Regions from separate parts of the Homo sapiens genome. Here region 2 is linked to region 1. Evidence: read pairs that join two places in POLR2A ChIA-PET (ENCODE). Cell type or tissue: HCT116. All regions are shown on one strand. Each heading gives the region's core, and the rest is flanking DNA. Links, peaks and the distances in the headings are about the cores only.

Evidence for each region. Peaks named below come from ENCODE experiments on the same cell type or tissue, not always from the same donor. Only the 100,000 strongest peaks of a DNase experiment are listed, where the experiment ranks them.
Region 2: POLR2A ChIA-PET joins it to region 1 with 5 read pairs; 2 of 35 experiments call an interaction of 5 or more read pairs at or near these places.

The regions. Positions count from the first base shown.
Region 1 is chr2:221,063,405-221,080,492 of GRCh38, forward strand. No RefSeq gene overlaps it. Among named protein-coding and RNA genes, the nearest start is that of EPHA4, 500 kb to the right of the region's middle. In HCT116, for the core only: no CTCF peak of the experiment used is centred there; no DNase peak of the experiment used is centred there.
Region 2 is chr2:221,493,619-221,496,118 of GRCh38, forward strand. All of the region lies in intron 4 of EPHA4 (EPH receptor A4), which reads right to left. Among named protein-coding and RNA genes, the nearest start is that of EPHA4, 77 kb to the right of the region's middle. In HCT116, for the core only: no CTCF peak of the experiment used is centred there; a DNase peak (open chromatin) is centred at 1,163.

The DNA.
Region 1 (17,088 bases), core at 6,220-8,719:
AGGAAGATTTCCCCTGCCCCCAACACATGCACAGCCTCCACCACTATCAACATTCCCCACTAGAGTGGTACATTTGTACAATCCACGAACCTACATTGATGAATTGTTATCACGCGAAGTCCATAATTTACATTCAGGTTCAGTCTTGGTGTTGTACATTCTATGGGTTTAGACAGACATATAATGGCATGTATTCATCGTTATAGTATCACACATGGTAGTTTCACTGCCCTAAAAATCTTCTGTGTAAATGTGTGTTGTGTAGAATTTTTAGCACAGGCCAGAGGCACCAGCCGTTCATCCCCCTTACTCTAGATGCTGCCCGGCATCAGTTCCCATCCACTGATGGCAGGTGCAAGGCAGGTGGCTCCCCATAATGGTGGGTGCAAGGCAGAGCAGTCCTGAGGCTCTTTCCTTGATAAAGAGATGCCCTCTTTCTAAAATGGCTTATATTGAAAGACTTGCTAAACACAAGAACATTAGCAATAATAAGTGTGCTTTACATGATGACACATGAATATCACAATGAGGAATAGCATAAATCAAGGAGACACCCTTTAAACATGTCCCCCACCACCACCACCCTATGAATCTTTTCCTTCCCCTTGCCTCCAGGTTGGTTAGAGCTACTGCCCTTCATTAAGTATGGGGGGATTTGAGGTAGAAAGCATATGTCTTAGTCCATTTTGCATTGCTATAGCAAACACCACAGACTGGGTAAAATCAATTTATTTCTCACCATTCTAGAGGATAGGAAGTCTGATATCAAGGGGCTGCCATGTGGCAGCAGGCTTTATGCCACATCATCCAATGGTGGAAGGTGGAAGGGCAAGACAGCATGAGACAGCAAGAGTGGAACTTGCAGCCTCAGGTCCTTTCATAATTGGCATTAATCCATTCATGAGGGTGGAGTCCTCATGACTTAAACACCTCCATTAGGCCCCACCTCCCAACACTGTTGCATTTGGGATTAAATTTCTAACATATGAACTTCGGGAGAAATATTCAGATCATAGGAGTGTACCTTACAAGGTTTATAAAACAAAGGGCAAAGGAAAAGTTAAAAAAATTGAATGGGAAAGATGTGGCAATTCCTTTGGGAATGAAATTGTGACTATTCTGAAGGAAATCTCTGATGTTAAGAGGTTAATTCCATGAGATGAGCTATCACATATAAAGGGAAACAGAATTCCTACAAAAGAGGTATGAATAACCCATATGCATCTGGGCTTGACTTGTGTGATTATTTTGCTCTCTCTCCCTTCCCTTCACAATCTTGCATCTTCCACAATGTATTGCAACACTCACTAGAAATCATCTTGCCACTCCTATTGCAACCAGGAACATGGCACCTGGAGCAGCTTTGGACATGCGACCTGACACCTCTGAAACAGGAGGAGGGCTACCTCTTCTCTAATCTCTGCAAAATATGAACAAGGAAAAGGTCTAAATGTCATTGAGTTCTCTTGCAAAAGGACAAAGAGCAGAGTTTCTCAGAATTTCCTACAGGGCATGAACGTAGTTAATTTAAACACATTCAAATTAACAGACTGTGCTGACTGAAGGGTGAATTTCTCTCTGTTTTGGATAAAAACTAATTTAAATGTGGTGGTACCAGACAGCGAGCACATTCCTACAATGAAGTAAACAAATGTTATTGCCTTCACTTAGGAAGTCTTGCCCAATTAGGTTGATTATAATGATGACAGAGATGTATCCTGAATGCACAAGAAAGTAGTAATGCACAGATTTGTTATGTAATATTTATAGACTCTGTGGTAAAACTTCAGATGAATTAAAATATACAGTCTTGTATTTCCACGGATGAAGGGAATGGGATCCACATGTTTGCTAAAAGTAAAAGGCACAGCCAACAAATTCTCTGACATTTACATTGATAAGACTTTCTCTGAGAATTTGTAAACTCCTGATGTAAACTGCTATTTTAAACAACAGAGAAGCAGCTTGTCTCTGTCACCTGTAAGTTTAACCCCAAATTACAATTTGGTCTTTGCTTGACTTTAGAAACTGTCTCTATCATTCTCTCTTAAATGAATTGACTTAGGAAAGTATGTACTTTATGAAAATAATATGTTAGATTATATTCAGTCAGATTATTTTATTAGTGTACCCAAAGTGTTACTGGTAAGCTGATTTACTCAGATATTGCTATGATGAAATATGGACTTTACCCTGTTTCTGTGACTTTGTGTGGGGGTTATTAACAAGGAAAGCACAATCTTTAAAATCGCTACTTATTTTAACAATAGAATCTATATCATGACTTGATGAGCAAGTACAACATAGTAGAAGAGCAATGGTTTTGTATAGTAAAATGTTGGATGAAGAATTGAACCTCCCTGGACCCCAGTTTCCTCATGTAAAATGATAGAGTTGTTCTATGTTATCTCAAAGGTTTTTTTCTGCCCTAAACCGTCTGTGATCTCTGATTACTAACACATTGGTACTATGTGTGGTAGCCAGGTTGGAAGGACACAACCTAGGAAGGCCAATCTGTGATACACACTCAATTCAGTATGACAGTCATTTGTAGTTATTTGAAAACAAAAATAAGACACTCATCAAGAACAGGGATACAGTCAAGACTGAAGGAGGGTAAATTAAACAAAATTAAGAAAGACATATATATTTATTTAAAATAATATATATTCAATATTTCTTTAAAATAAATATTGCAACTTCTTTTGTATAATATGTCTTAGGGGAGACGGTTAATTGTTTAGGAAAATACCTCAGTAGGCCTCTTTAGGTATAAAAACTGAAACTGCTTGTGGACAGAAGAGTCAAGGGGGCCTCCATTCCAAACCCATGCCTGTCCCTCTACACAATCTAAAAATGCAAGAAAGTAACCAGCACAAAGCACCACTTTAATAGCATTTGGCTCAGTATCAAGCTCTTCTTTGCTGATGGCTGCACTCATTGATTTGTTGTCTTACATTCATGCATTTCTAACCTGTGGCTATGTCACTAACAGACTGTATAGTAACCATACAATGATCTTGGTATCAATACAATTTGTTTGATCATTTCTTTATTCATTCAATCACCATCTACAAATTGCCCAGTCACTGGGAATATAATGATGATTGTATATAAACTGTGTACTAGTAATGTTCAAAGTCTAGTACACTGGTTCTCAAATTTTAAATGCACACAAATTGCTGGAGAACTTGATAAACCATAAATTTCTGGAGACCTTCCCTAAGGATTTTGATTAAGCAGGGAGGGTAGGAGCCAAGAAAAAATATATTTTTATCGGGCTTTTCAGGTGACTCTCCTACAGGTAATATGAAATTATCATTTTGAGAAATTCTGAACTAGTGTATGTTCTCCCTTCTCCCTTACTGAAATCCACCAGCTTTCCTGGTTTCCAATCCTTTCCAAGGCTTACCTTCCATGCTATCTGCATTTATTCTGCCCAGGATCTTGCCAGCTCTGCCACTTGACTTGTGTGTACATCCCTTAAGCTGCCACAGATTGAGCCTGAGCATTACCATAAAAAGACACAAAGAGTAAATACCACGTGGGTTTGGTTATGCACGGAAATGAAATGGATTACAGAACTTTTTTGAGATATATGCAACTAAACTTGCGACTCATCCCAGCAAACAGTGAAGTAGAGACTGGGTAGCAATCTGATGATTTGATCAGTGTCAGCAGTTTACCTATGTAAAATAAATCCTAATGTGTTACAGACACATTTTAGACTTGAACAGGCCTTTACAAAAATACAAGCACGTCTAATTGCTATCATTTGCTGTAGTCACTTTGCATATAAAGACACAACTAGTGTTTGATTAGGGGCCACTGCTCCATGATGATATATATCATATAGATAACAGAGAGATAATATAAACTCTATTATCTAAAAAAGCTATTATACCTAGAGGTTTCATGAAACAAAAAGAAATTTTAAAAAGATATTTAATTAGCAAAGCTAGGCAAAGATGAGCTAATCAGGTTAAGCAGATTGATGCCAGGTTTTGAATTAAATAATGAAACTATTTAGTCCACATATCCACAAGTCTGTATTGAGCACTTTTGCAGAGGATTCATGTGTGCATGTATCTAAATAAACTATCACGTGGATAGGAAAGCACAGCTGGAAAATAAATCAGAAAAAATTCTGGTATTTGGGTATTGTGTTTGATTCATTCCTTTCCACAATTGTAAAACGCACATGAGAGTAAAATTTATGATCTCCATGCAATAGAAAAGCATAATCTTAAGTTAGGGAAATGATGGGACCAACTGCTGGTTTCTAAAATGTGGTGAGAATGTGTATTTAAAGAGGACCCTATCAGGCCTTTATTCTATAAAATAGCTAGACAAATAAATCTGAGGCATCTGAGGGTAATGGCATCTCGAGAGATAATGGATATTCAGTCTGGGAGATGGGAAGGAGATAGAACCTTGGCTGGGGTATGCTAAAAAAAAAAAAAAAAATAGACTAGCTGTTAAACTGCTGGATAGACTAGTCCCTATAAATTTTCAAAAGAGTGCCCTGGGTTTTATCCAGAAGGCTATCGTGAATGAGATACACACTGCTAAAACTCTCCACAGTCCTTCAGAAATTTTAGGACAGGTTCATGCGACACACACCTCATCCCTGGGGCCAATCACCCACAGTTCTTGGCAAAACACAATCTTCAATAATCTTAGAGACAACCCATGAAAAAGATGAAAAAATATTCAATTTTAATTCAATAATGAGGTAGATTCCTAATCTTGTCTACTATCAAATATTTTCCAAATGTTGTAAGAAAAATTAGTTGTAACCCCTATTAGCATTTTTGTTTGTTTGTAGTTGTTTTGGGAAGCCAAGAACTGAACCCATATGTGATGGTGAACTTAATCAAGAAATGTATGTGTTCTGACTGCTCCACCAACTGGTCATTTCCTAATCTCTCTCCCTTTCATCAGGCCTCCCTATTTTCTGAGAAACAACAATATTAAAATTAGGTTAATCAGTCATCCTACAATATCCTGTAAAAGTTCAAGTGAAAGGAAGAGTTGCATGCCTCTCAGTTTAAATTAAAAGCTAGAAATGGTTAAGCTTAGTGAGGAAGACATGTGAAAAGCTAGGCCTCTTGCACCAAGTAGCCAAGTTGTGAATGCAAAGGAAAAGTTAGTTAAGGAAATTAAAATTGCTCCTATTTGAGCATACACAGGATAAGAAAGCAAAATAGCCTTATTGCTGATATGAAGAATGTTTTAGTGGTCTGGATAAAAGATCAAACCAGCCATAACCCTCCGTTAAGCAAAAGCCTAGTTCAGAGCAAGGCCCTAATTCTCTGCCATTCTATGAAGGCTGAGAGTGGTGAGGAAGCTGAAGAAGAAAACTTGGAAACTAACAGAGGTTGAGTTTGTGAGGTCTCTGTGACATAGGAGTTATAGAAATAAGCTGTCTCCGTACCATAAAAGTGCAAGGTGAAGCAGCAAGTGCTGATGTAGAAGCTCTAAAAAGTTATCTAGAAAATCTAGCTAAGATCATTCACAAATGTGGCTACACTAAACAATAGCTTTTCAAAGTAGACACAACACCCTTATATTGGAAAGAGATATCATCCAGGACTTTCATAGCTTGAGAAGACAAGTCAATGACTGTCGTCAAAGCTTCAAAGAACAGGCTGATTTTATGTTAGGGGTTAATGCATTTGATGGCTTTAAGTTGAAGCCAATGCTCATTTACCACTTCAAAAATTTCAGGGCTATTAAGAATTGTGCTAAATATACTCTACCTGTGTTTTATAAATTCAACAACAAAGCCTGGATGCACATTTGTTTACAGCATGGTGTACTAAATATTTTAAGCCCACAGTTGTGACCTACTGATCAGAAAAAAATGTTTCTTTTAAAATATTACTACTCATTGACAATCCACCTGGTTACCCAAGAGCTCTGACAGCAATGTACAAGGAGATTAATGTTGTTTTCATGCCTGCTAATATAATATTTATTCTACAGCCCATGGATCAAGGAATAATGTTAACTTTCAAGTCAATACTAAGACATACACTTCATAAGGCTAAAACTGCCACAGATGCTGATTCCTGTGATGGATTTGGTCCAAGTAAATTGAAAACCTTCTGGAAAGGGTCCACCATTCTAGATGCCAATATGGACATTCATGATACATGGGAGGAGGTCAAAATATCAACATTAATAGGAGCTTGGAAGAAGTTGATTCCAGCCCTCATGGATCACTTTGAGGGGTTCAAGATTTCAGTGGAGGAAGTCACTGGCAATGTGGTAGAAATAGCAAGAGAACTAGAATTAGACGTGGAGCCTGAAGATGCAACTGAATTGCTGCAATCTTATGATGAAACTTTAATCAATGAGAATTCACTTTTCATGGATAAGCAAAATGGTTTTTTGAGATGGAAACTACTTCAGGTGAAGATTCTGTGAACATTGTTGAAATGACAAGAAAGGATTTAGAATATTATATAAACTTAATTGATAAAGCAGTGGCAGGGTTTGAGAGGATTAACTCTAGTTTTGAAAAATGTTCTACTGTAGATAAAATGCTAACAATTAGCATCGCAATCTACAGAAAAATCTTTGGTGAAAGAAAAAGTCAATAGATGCAGCAAACTTTATGTTGTCTTATTTTAAGAAAATTCTATAGTCATGCTAACCTTCAGTAAACACCATCTTGATTGGTCAGCAATCATCAACATTGAGACAAGACCCTCTACCAGCCAAAAGATTATGACTTGCTGAAGGGCCGTGTAATGATAGAATGTTTTAGCAATGAAATATTTTTAAAGTAAGGTATATACATTTTTAGACACAATGCTATTGCACACTTATTAGACTCCAGTATAGTGTAAACATAACTTTTATGTGCATTGGGAAACTGGAAACATTATGTGACTCACTTTGTTGCAATATTTGCTTTATTGCTGTGACCTGGAACCCAACCTGCAATATCTCCAAGTTATGCCTGCATTTCTTAATCTCTTGATTATGGAATGGCCTTGTGACTTGCTTTGTCTCAAAAGAATATGGTTGAAATGACAGTGTGATGACCTTATGCCTTATGATATCCTGCAGCCTTCCCTTCTTCCTCTTGGATTCCTGACTGCTGTTAGATTAAGTCGTAGTCAGTTCTTAAGAAATGAGAAACAAAATCAAGGCAATCTCAACTGCCCCAGCCAATGTCTTCCTAGACAGGCCTACAGGAAGGTGACCTGCAGAGATGTGAGAGAGCCCAGTCAAGATCAGCAGAGACTCTAGCTGACTTGTAGCCCATCACAAACACATAAGCAATCGTAGTGTCTTAGTACATTTTCATGCTGTTATGAAGAAATACCTGAGACTGGGTAATTTATAAAGGAAAGAGGTTTAATTGACTCACAGTTCTGCATGTTTGGAAAGGCCTCAGGAAACATAAAAGCATAGCAGAAGGGGAATCAAACATGTCCTTCTTCACATTGCAAAAGGAAGGAGAAGTGCATAGTGTAGGGCAGAAACCAGCAGAGCTCATGAGAACTCACTCACTTGAATGGCATGGGGGAACCACCCCAATGATCTAATCACCTCCCATGAGTTCCTTCCCCCCTCCCCCAACAGGTGGGGATTACAAGTTAGACCATAATTCACGATGAGATTTGTGTGGGGGAACAGAGCCAGACAACATCACTCTGCCCCTGGTCGCTCCCAAATCTCATCTTTCTCACATTTGAGAGCACAATTATGCCTTCCCAACATTCCACAAAGTCTTAACTCATTTCATCATTAACCCAGAAGTCCAAATCCATAGCCTCATCTGAGATGAGGCAAGGCCCTTCCACCTATCACCCTGTAAAATCAAAAGTAAGTTAGTTACTTCCAAGATATAATGGGAGTACAGGCATTGGACAAATGCACCCATTTCAAATGAGAGAAATTGGCCCAAAAAAAGGGGCTACAGGTCCCATTCAAGTCTGAAATCCAATAGGGCAGTCATTAAACCTTAAAGATACAAAAGATCTCCTTTGACTCCATGTCTCACATCCAGGTCATGCTGATGCAAGGGGTGGGCTCTCTTGGCCTTGGGCAGCTCTACCCCTGTGGCTTTGCAGGGGATAGCCTCCCTCCCAGCTTCCTTCACAAGCTGGTGTTGAGTGTCTACGGCTTTTCCGGGTGCATAACACAAGCACCTGGTGGATCTACCATTCTGGGACCTGGAGGATAGTGGCCACCTTCTTAAAGCTCCACTAGGCAGTGTACCAGTGGAGACTCTGTGTGGGACCTCCAACCCTACACTTCCCTTCCACACTGCCCTAGCAGAGGTCTGGCATGAGGGCTCTGCCCCGCAGCAGACTTCTGCCTGGACATCGAAGCATTTCCATACATCCTCTGAAATCTAGGTGGAGGTTTCCAAACCTCAATCGTTGTCCTCTGCACACCTGCAGGACTACATGGAAGCTGCCAAGACTTGCATGCTCTGAAGCAATGGCCTGAGCTGTACCTTGGCCTCTTTTAGCCATGACTGGAGTGGCTGGGACAGAGGGCACCAAGTCCCAAAGGTGCACACAGCAGAGGGGCCCTGGACCTGGCCCAGGAAACCATTTTTCCCTCCTAGGCCTCTGGGCCTATGATGAGAGGGGCTGTCACAAAGATATCTGACATGCCCTGGAGATGTTTTTTCCCATTGTCTTAGCTATTAACATTTGGCTCCTTGTTACTTATGCACATTTTTGCAGCAATTTCTCCCCAGAAAATGGATTTTTCTTTTCTACTGCATCATAAAAAGACAAATTTTCCAAACTTTTAGGCTCCGTCACCTCTTGAATGCTTTGCTGCTTAGTAATTTCTTCTGCCAGATACCCTAAATAATCTATTTCAAGTTCAAAATTCTACAGATCTCCAGGGTAGGGACAAAAAGCTGCCAGTCTCTTTGCTAACACATAGCCAGAGTTACCTTTATTCCAGTTCCCAACAAATTTCTAATCTACATCTGAGACCACCTCAGCCTGGACTACATTGTCCATATCACTAACAACATTTTGGTCAAAGCCATTCAACAAGTCTCTAGGAAGTTCCAAACTTTCCCACATCTTTCTGTCTTCTACTGAGTCCTCCAAACTGTTCCAACCTCTGCCTGTTACCTAGTTCCAAAGTTGCTTCCATATTTTCAGCTATCCCTATAGCAGCACCCAATTCTTTGTGGTACCAATTTACTGTATTAGTCTATTCTCATGCAGCTATGAAGAAATACCTGAGACTGGGTAATTTATAAAGGAAAGAGGTTTAATTGACTCACAGTTCCGCATGGTTGGAAAGGCCTCAGGAAACTTACAATCTGGTGGAAGGGGAATCAAACATGTCCTTTTTCACATGACAGCAGGAGAGAGCAGTGCAGAGCAAAGTGGGGAAAAGCCCCTTATAAAACCATCAGATCTCATGAGAACTTATTTACTATCATAAGAACAGCATAGGGGAACTGCCCCCATGATCTAATCACCTCCCACGAGTCCCCTCCCCTAACACATGAGTATTACAATTCAGATTACAATTCAAGATGAGATTTGGGTGGGAACACAGAGCCAGACCATATCACCTAGTCTACTCTAAAAGAATCACCCAGCTGACTCAAAAACTCATAAGCAGTGATAAACACTTGTGTTATGCCATAAAGTTTTAGGTATTTTGTTAGGCAACAGCTCATTGATATTGTTGCTTATATTAAAAAATCAGGAAGTGAATGGAAGGAAACAAAGATATGATTTTCTCTTTTCAAGAGGAAAAAATTTCTATGCTGTGTTTTCAGACTACCTATTATATTTGATGAGGGCCAGTGCTTATGTTCTGTTAGCTTTGGATATGAGAAATAACCATGACAAAAATGACAATAGCATTGAGAAATGACAAGCTAAGAATTCCAAAGAAACGTGGGTGGAGCTTATACAGATGGGAGAAACTTTTGCATGCCTAGTGATATTTTGTAAAAGGATTTTCAAATCTGTACTATACATTCGGGCTATGCATCTTATTATGCTATACATTTCATTAGGCTATAGGCTTCATTAGGCACTTGAATCAAGAATCTCATTACATACTCCAGACACACATCTCATTATGCCATGCATCTCATTAAGCTCCCAGCCAGGAACAGATGTAAAATAGACAAATTTCAGCGAGGCTTTGATTCCAGCCCACATGGCATTCTCATCAACAACCAAGCAAGGGTGGACCAACAATTGGGTGATTTTTGAATGACACTTGACAAAGAGGAACCAGCTCAATCAGGCACTATTAAATAACAGGAGAAAAAAATAACTTGGTGTTACATTCCACTTTGCTGTCCACTCTGGGAATGTGTTTCTACTGTCAATCAGGAATCATCTATCAGTAAAAAGCCGGAGATGGGGTAGAAGAGGGCATGTGTCTGTAACACTGCAATCATCTGTCATGAGGCAGGCACTCAACAAAGGGTAACATCAATGTCACCTTGGTTTTGGCTTCAACACAATTGTATCTGTTCTGTGTCCCTAGCTGTAATTCATTGTTTGGCATCTTCAAGGATAGGTTCCCTGATGACGTTCCTGGTTAAGTAGTACTTTGGTCACAAATGATAAAAACCCAACTGACTAATTTAAGACTAGCATGTACTGAGGAGCCCAGAGGTGTGGCAGATTTCAAACCTGACTTTATGCAAAGGCTGAAACATCCGTAAGATACATGTCTCCTTATCTTTCAGTTCTCCTTTGCTTTGTGTTGGCTTGATTCTTACACATGTTTTCCCCATGAGATGGTTTCAGGAGGCTGCAAGCTTCCATCATCCTCACAGATATCAGTTCCAGTGAAAGATAGTGTCTTCTAGGAAGAGATAATCAAATCCCAGGGGATGACTCTCACTGGTTAATTGTGGGTAAAATAATTGTTCAGCCACTAATTTCTTTGTGTCACAGGGATGGAGTAACCTGAGTTCCCAGCTTTGCGTTGTATGCCTTCCCTAAATGTAGTCATGGATTAGAACTGAAAGGAGGGCTGGACAAACAGAGAATGCTCAGTAGACAAAAAGAGGGCTGGACATACAGAGAATGTTCAGTAGACAAAAATACCACATCTACTATGCCCGCTCCATCCTGAGAATACTCAGGTCTCGTGCAATACATGTGCAGTCTGAGAACCCGGGGCTTCTTTCCTTGGTCACCAAGAAAATATTTGTCACTAATATTCAAATAAGTGATGTATTTTAAGCAATTAGGGGGCTATATAAGTGCCTTGGATGTTTCTGGGGCTCTTATGATGACACCAAATGTAAATATTGTCATTCTGTGGAAACTAGACTAGACAGTAAACCACCAACAGATAGTCTAATTTCCATGTGCCAGCAAGTATTTTATTTTGAACGGCTAAAATATTTCATCTTACCACTTCCTTATGCTTGAATATCTTTAGAAAGGGTTAAATTAGGGAACATAAAAAACACAAAAAAAAACAGAGGAAAGATAATTGATTTAATTTCACACTCAGGTTCAAATGTTAAGTTGAATGCCTTCTTGAGAGTAAGTTTGGGTAGGAAAAGTAAAGGAGAGTCCTCAAGAGTATCAGATATTTAATGGTAAAGGTAGAAGGGCAGGTAAGAAGACGTGGAATAAAATGGAAGAAGCATGGAGAAGGTCAGACAGAACTGAAGGAAAATTCCTCAACTTTATGGTTTGCCTAGGGCTGTCCCCAGGTAGCACTCTGCAACTCTGAATAAGTAAACATTTTCTCTAATCCGAAAGGATAGTAGTTTTGTTAGATAGGACTATAAAATGATGTCTAACCAGAACCAGTTATTAAATATTTTCACTGGACTTTTCTAGACAGTATTACTCTGAAAAGAGTGGGTATCAATGCAGTCTTGACCTTCTGGGTCCTTGTGAAGTTCTTTGCCTGTGAAAATATTACAGTTTAAACATTCCCTCCACATTCCTTTGACATGAAGTGCTGTATCCACTGATTGCCCAGAGTAGACAAAGTGGTTTCCTTTTCTAGCTTCGTGGGGTTTTTTTCTTTTCTTTAGAAGATCATTTGGCAGGAAGATGTTAAAGTGGAAGAGAGGTTGGAGTAACTGTTATGGGTCAAATTCTAACTTCATGTCGTCATGGGCTCCCTCTGGTACCAAGATTCACTGAAAACAAAGGCATGAACTACTTCTAATCTGCAGTCGATTTTTTTTACCCTAAGAACACCCTAGAATAGAGGAATTCAATACATTCATGGCCACAGAAGCAATAAACTTCCACATACTTAAAAAAACTCTCATCAAGTCTTATTTATTAATAAATAATAAGCACAAGGACTAATGAAGTACAAATGATAAAAATTTTAAAATGATCGTTCTTTTCCTTTTGTTTGGTATGATTTGTCCTTGAGCTTTTTTGGTTTTACTCTTTCAATTAAAATGCTTGGGTTCTCATCACACCATTCCTGAATGCAAATATCAGTTGGTTTAGTATTTAGCTTCCTAGCTCTTTCTTGGCTCTTGGAAACATACCCTTATTCTCTGGTCCATTCTTCACCTACAGATGATTAAGAAAGATAATTTTTATGTAGTTAAAAAAATAGGACACATGCTCCTTATAGACATTCTACTACAGATTCAGAACCAGAAGCAAGCTATTCTCCCATTTTGTCTTGTAAGTGCAATTTTGAAAACATAGACTGAGTTGTAATTACAGGATTAAGGGTAAAAGTCAACTTGTTTGTCTGAGAGATTTGTTCCCCCAATTGTCCTGAATACAAGGACATGAAATCCTGAAAGTCTATGCATGGCATATCACCTCCTTACTTTCAAGTTTCTGGACAATTGGGTAGATGGGCTTTGCAATGGATGTTCATGATTGTAACAAGACAGCCCACGATTCCATTTCCAAATAAGGCATAGGAGACAATTCTTTTGTTTTTCTCCTGCCATCTTCTTTATGCAGGAAAAAAGAGTAAAGGATAAAATTAACAATTATGCAGCCAGTAAATTTCAAGGCAATAGTGAGAAACAAAAGGGTCTTATCTGATTGTCCATCTCATGCCTTTCAGGAGAACCTATTAGCTTGGAACACAGTCACCTGATGGTATATGTGGCACACACACACACACACACACACACACACACACACACACACACACAAATATAATAGAGACTCTGGATTTGGAGTCCTAGACCTATGCAATATCTTCACTCTTCAAAACAGTCCCAGGATGGCACTTTCCTGTCTCCATTTTGTTGTGAATCCCTTGGATTTTATATTACATAAACTATAAATAATATTTAGACAATTAAAGCTAAAAGGATTTCTTCACTTGGTTAAGGTGGTAGCATATGTAGGCATTAAAAAAAAGGCATTCTGACCTTTAGGTGAACAGTAGAACTTAAAATGCTATTGCTAGAATGTGGCATGGGGAAAGCGTGATTTAAATGTAAATCTTTTATCTCTAAAGCCATAAAAGACTATGCCTTGGAGGTATGAGAAAATACAAGCTCTAACGTGGAGCGTATAAAAAAAATGAAAACATTTAGCACAGCACCAAATCTGCTTTTCTGAACTGCATTTTTGCTCACAAAATACGTAGAGTAGATGGAATTTTATTTATGTTTAAAATGAGCTGTTCTTTAACTGTTTAGTCTCTGGTTCCTTGGCCTGGTTCTCGAACTCAAGACATCAGTGCACCCTGTGAATGTGCCTTTCTCCTTCTCTTAACCTCCAAGCTCCTGAGGTGCCTTTCAGCCTGTCCCATGGATGTCCCCATGGGTGGACCTGCCCCCTGAAAGCTCTCCAGTCTGTCTCTCACCTCTGGGAGCTGCAGAGATAGCCAGGAAGGATGGTGTCAATGTTGAAGGTCATATCTCTATTTTCACATTCCTTGACTTGCCCTATACCTTTGAGAGAAAAGAAATAAAATCCTGCAATTATTTGGACCAAGCCTTAGGTAGGACTGGGCTTGTGACAGGTTTTGTATATGGGCCACAGATTGGACACAGTTGGAACTGAGACTCTTGCCCAGATTTCACTCGCTATTTTCCATATGGCTTTGTTGGTGCTGATCATACCTTTTCCAGGACCAAATGCGCCCTCCCCTTTAGGAGCATCCTGCCGGTTCCTCATGTTTTCACCACCTGCTGGCTTATCTATGTTTGGCACCAGTTTCCCAAGCTTTTCTCCTGCTACCATGTGTGGACCAGGCAGAAGTCTTTTCTCCCTGCTCCTACAAGAAACCAAGGTCTTATGCAGCTCTGAGTCTGGTATTTGCTTCCCTTGGGGTCAAGTCCTCTGGGAGCTCTTTGATTTAAAAATCCTGTCTTTTGCATTCCCTACATGGGCATGTAACACTTAATAAGTTTGTTTAGTGAATGAATGAATCAATGTATTTCCCATGCTTTTGAATTTTAGATGTATTTCTTTAACCCTTTACATAATCTGAAGTAGGCATGAACTTTCAAATCATTTCCTGCTTCCTCTGCCTGGAATCCTCTTCTATCCTACACCACCTTCTAATCACAGCCACATCACAGATTAGAAGTGGTTCCCTCTTGTAAACTCCTGCCACACCAGTGTGTTCCTTCTTAGCCCTAATTCAATTTATTAAATGATGATGTCTGCAATTTAACGTGTGTTGTTCTTTCACCTGTATGGTGAGGCCATGAGAACTAAAGATCATATCGTATTCTTCACTGTATTTACACCACGAAAACAATGCTTGATGTATAAAAGATATAATATTATTTTTATTAGATGAAAAATGAAGAATCAATAATTGATTTTCAAGGTACATATATGTTTGATTGTTTCCTAGTTTGCCTAATATATCTTTAGTTATTCCTTCAAAATCTTTTGAAATTTTTCCCCAAATCTCTGCCACTGGCTCTGACTGTCTTTCCCTGCTCTTTGTGCCTCAAGTTCTAACCCTTTATTTGGTTGCTATGCCCTGGCTTTCACACAAATAGATTCCAGGCAACCTCAATATATTCCCCACGTATATTCTTCTCCACTCATAAAATTTTCTCCTGAATTCTATCTTCTTCGTGAAAATGAAACATAGCCCAGAAGTTTTTTTTTCCTAAGTATATACAATAACATAAATGCCAATTAGTTATCACTTTATGTTTAAGACTATTAACCCTTTGAGGTAGCCACTGCTATCCATTGGGCAGTTAAGGAAACTCATATGCAGCAGAGCCACCACTGATTCACTCTGCACTGTACCAACAAGTGCACTGTACCAAGGATGCTTAAGTCCAGTCATGGATGACCAGCCAAGGATGCTTAGGTCAGATGGCTACCACTTTCAGCAATTTGTACCAACAGCTGTAAAAATGTCTATGTCTAATTACCCAATAATCCTCCTTTCAGGAATCTAGCCTAAGAAGATCATCATAAACTGAAATAAAATTTCACATATGAAAAAATTCTCCACTGTGCTGGATTAGGTCCCAGGCAACACTATTCACAATAGTGAAAAACATGGAATCAACCTAAATGCTTATAAGTGGCAGACTGTATAAAGGAAATGTGGTACATATATACCATGGAGTACTATGCAGCCATTTAAAAGAACAAGATCTTATTTTCTGGAGGAATAGATGCAGCTGGAGGCCATTATCCTTAGCAAACTTACTCAGGAATGGGAAATTAAGTACTGCATGTTTTCACTTATAAGTGGGAGCTGGATGATGAGAACCAATGGGCACAAAGTGGGGGAACAACAGACACTGGTGCCCATCAAAGAGTGGAGGATGGGAGGTGGGAGAGGATGAGAAAAAAATAACTAATGGGTACTAGGCTTAGTACCTGGGTGACACAACACCCATGACACAAGTTTACCTATATGACAAACCTGCATATGTACCCCTGAACTTAAAATAAAAGTTAAAGATAAAATAAAATTTTAAAATAACAGAAAAAAGAATTCGGAAATAAACTAGAGATTAAATAAAGATATTATAGCAATATTACATTTCCAAATGTTGAAAACTGTGCTGGTGTTATGTAAGAGAAAAGTCTTGCTTTTAGGACATATGCATTTAAGTGTTAAGGAGTAAAGGGACAATTTAGTCTCAACTAGTTTAGGAAAAAAAAATCGTGTGTGTGTGTGTGTGCGCGCGCGCGTATGCATAAGAGAGAAAGAAAAGGAGAGAAAAAGAGGATAATCAAGCAAATGAGTAAAAATATAAATGATTTGTAAATTTGAGTAAAAGTTATATGGGAGTTTCCTGTAATAAACTCACATCTTCTGAAAGCTTGAAACTATATCAAAATTAAAAAGTAACAAAACATACTCTTTTTTGTTATTTATAAAAGTAGGAATAAAATGAAAACCACTCACATGTTAAAAATAGAAAAAAGGCTAATTAAATTATGATATATCTACATGATGGAAAATAAAGAAGCCATTAAAATTATTTACAAAAATAATTATTAAGGAAATGGAAGGATGCTTAATTTACAGCATAAAAAGAGTTGAATAAAAATGGCAAATATGCAATGTTAGTGATCCAAAAACAATAGAAATTGTTGATGGGATTATGGGTGAGTTTTATTTATTGTTAGTTTGTTTTTATTACTGTTCCTTATTTTTGCATATTTAAAATCCTAAGAATGTATTAACTATATAAAATTTTCAATATTTAGTCTTTTTTCCCGATTATTTGTTAAATAATAAAAAATAATTGTGGGCTGGGCACGGTGGCTCATACCTGTAATCTCAGTACTTTGGGAGGCTGAGGCAGGTGAATCACCAGAGGTCAGGAGTTTGAGACCAGCCTCACCAACGTGGTGAAACCCTGTCTCTACTAAAAACACAAAAATTATCTGGGCATGGTGGCATGAGCCTGTAGTCCCAGCTACTAGGGAGGCTGAGGCAGGAGAATCCCTTGAATGTGGGAGGCGGAGGTTGCAGTGAGCCAAGATCGTGTCACTGCACTCCAGCCTGGTGACAGAGTGAGACTCTGTCTGAAATAATAATAATAGTAATAATAATAATAATGATAATTGTGCACCTTGTCCCATGAAATATTTCTCTAGAAGGGTGAGATCAGGTCCCGATGATGTAATACAATCCTATGTCAGGATGTGTCAATCAGCTTTTCAG
Region 2 (2,500 bases), core at 1-2,500, 420 kb after region 1:
GGCTCATTATGTTGATAACTGTCAGAAAGCATTAGCAGCGAGGGCTTTGAGTAATAGAACTGAAATGGTAATTTTAAAACAATACACTTTCTGGGAGGAAATACAGCAGCGCACTAAATTCAATTAGAAAAGGCAAATGTAGAGACAAAGTAAGTGATGTTTGTTGTTTGGAACTTGGCTGTTTCAATTTCTTGATAACGTAAACCTGGAGAAAGTTTTTTCAAATCAGGACCTCTGGTCATAGATCTTAGGAAATCTGCCCTCATTAGCTCTGAGCTCTCCTAGTATAAAATGTCTTGAAAGCTGCAATTTTGGAATATTTTCGGCCACGTCTAAGTATCAATCAATCACTCTTTGTTTGTTTGGCACATTCGAGGCTGTTTACTTGGAGACAGATTCGTAAAGGCCCTTCAAGTTGGCAATCTAAAATAATAATCTCTCATTTACAGAGTGTTCCCAATCACCAGGCTCTAAGAAGTTTCATCAAACAAGTTAAATAAAGAGCACCCAAAAGCACAGGGACAGATTTCCAATTGAAAAATACGAAAAACTACTCTGGTAACAGTGCTCAGAAGTCAAGGTGGCAAAATGACAGATGAGCTACATTTTTCTAGATATGCAAAGCCAATTTACTACCTTTACAAGGTACTTTTCTAGCACATTTTGAAATACAATAAGGGGTTGGAAAAGAAAGTTACCTTAATGCCGGGTGCAGTGACTCACGCCTGTAATCCCAGCACTCTGGGAGGCCTAGGCGGGCGGATCGCTTGAGGTCAGGAGTTCGAGACCAGCCTGGTCAACATAGCGAAACCCAGGCTCTACTAAAAATACAAAAATATTAGCTGGGCATGGTGGTGCATGTCTGTAAATCCCAGCTACTTGGGAGGCTGAGGCAGGAGAATTGTTTTAACTCGGGAGGTGGCAGTTACAGTGAGCTGAGATAGCGCCACTGTACTCCAGCCTGGGCAACACAGTGAGACTCTATCTCAAAAAAGGGAAAACAAAAAAAGAAAGTTACTTTAAATATAACATTGATTTAGCTTCCCAGTGGGGGAAAAGAAGATCTTGCTCACTACAATCATTGAACAAGCAAGTACATGACTAAGACCATCAGAAGTCTTCCTGCAGGGGTGTGAGGTTGACCACGCCCAGTCCTGCTGATAACCAGACTGCATTCCAGAAGGGGCAGGGAAACAAGGAGAAACAGATCTGGAGAAGGGAAAGAGCTAGTCATTCGTAGAGTTAAAGGACTTTAATTTCATTAATAAAAATCACATCAAAATCCCTGTTAAGAAAAGATTCATAAAATCAAAATCCTGACATCAGCTTTAATGGCAGCCCTGAATGTGCAGAAATAATGGTGCTTGTCCTGGCAATGTTGCCAAAAAAAAAAAAAAAAAAAAAAACTTCTTGCCTCTCTTGACTGATACAGGTGTCTAAGGTGAACATTTACATTTCTACTCTCTGGCAATAACTTGGTGAGGATTCTGGAAGAAACAAACAAACAACAGCAAAATTAAAAAGAAAAATAATTCCACAGTGAGTGCATTTGGTTGTATGATTCTACCCAGGCTGGATTTTCTTCATACAGGAGACAGATGAAGTATTCCATTTCCATGAAGGGAGAATGATCAGAATCCATGAAATACCTTTCTAGAGTCACCACTGAGCTGAAGAACAGGTCTGAAAGTTACAGGCATCAAAACAGAATCTCCTGTCTCCTGACAGCCGTGGGGCTGGGAATCTAAATCCTTGCTGCCTAAAGACGGTTTTACAGATCAGTAGCTTCAGCCTCACCTGGGAACTTGTCAGAAACAGACTCTCAGGCCTAACCTCGCTCCTCCTAATCCGCAGGTGATTTCCATGTGATTTTTGTGCATGTGGATGTTTAAAAAGCTCTGTTCTAAACTCCCTGTTCTAAATAGTTATGGGCTATTTTCCAGAAAATGTTCCGATGGTGCTTCCATAGAAACATCTCAGCACATCTCACAGGCAGCCATTTATGTTAACCTAACCAGAGGCTCCAGCAAAAGTATTCCCAAAGGTAAAGTTTGTTTACGATTAAATTCTCTTAAGCTCTCCAGCAGCGTCAATGGTGCAAACTTCCTAGGCAGTTTCCTTCTAAATTAGCCAATGCTACTTTTATTCACCTGGTCTAATTGTTCTCCAAGTGAACAAAAACCTGATTTTACAAGCCAGTGGAGCACAGTCTCTCTTTGGCTAGAAGAATGAGGCTCAGATAGTGTGTTTTATTTCTTCATTAGTGTGCCGTCACAGTGAGCGATCACTAAATGCGAGGCTGCATAAGAATGCTGGGGTTAAAGACAGCATAATGAACAAAGAAGGTGCCTGATTATCATGGCTGTCAGCACAAGGGAATTGGGTTTGTCACCTGGCTTAACCAACTGGGAAGAACTGATTAGAGGCTGGAATCAGTTTGAAAGGACCCCTGATGTTTATGCTGCTTCCCATCCCCACATCTTGTCAAGAGAATCCGATA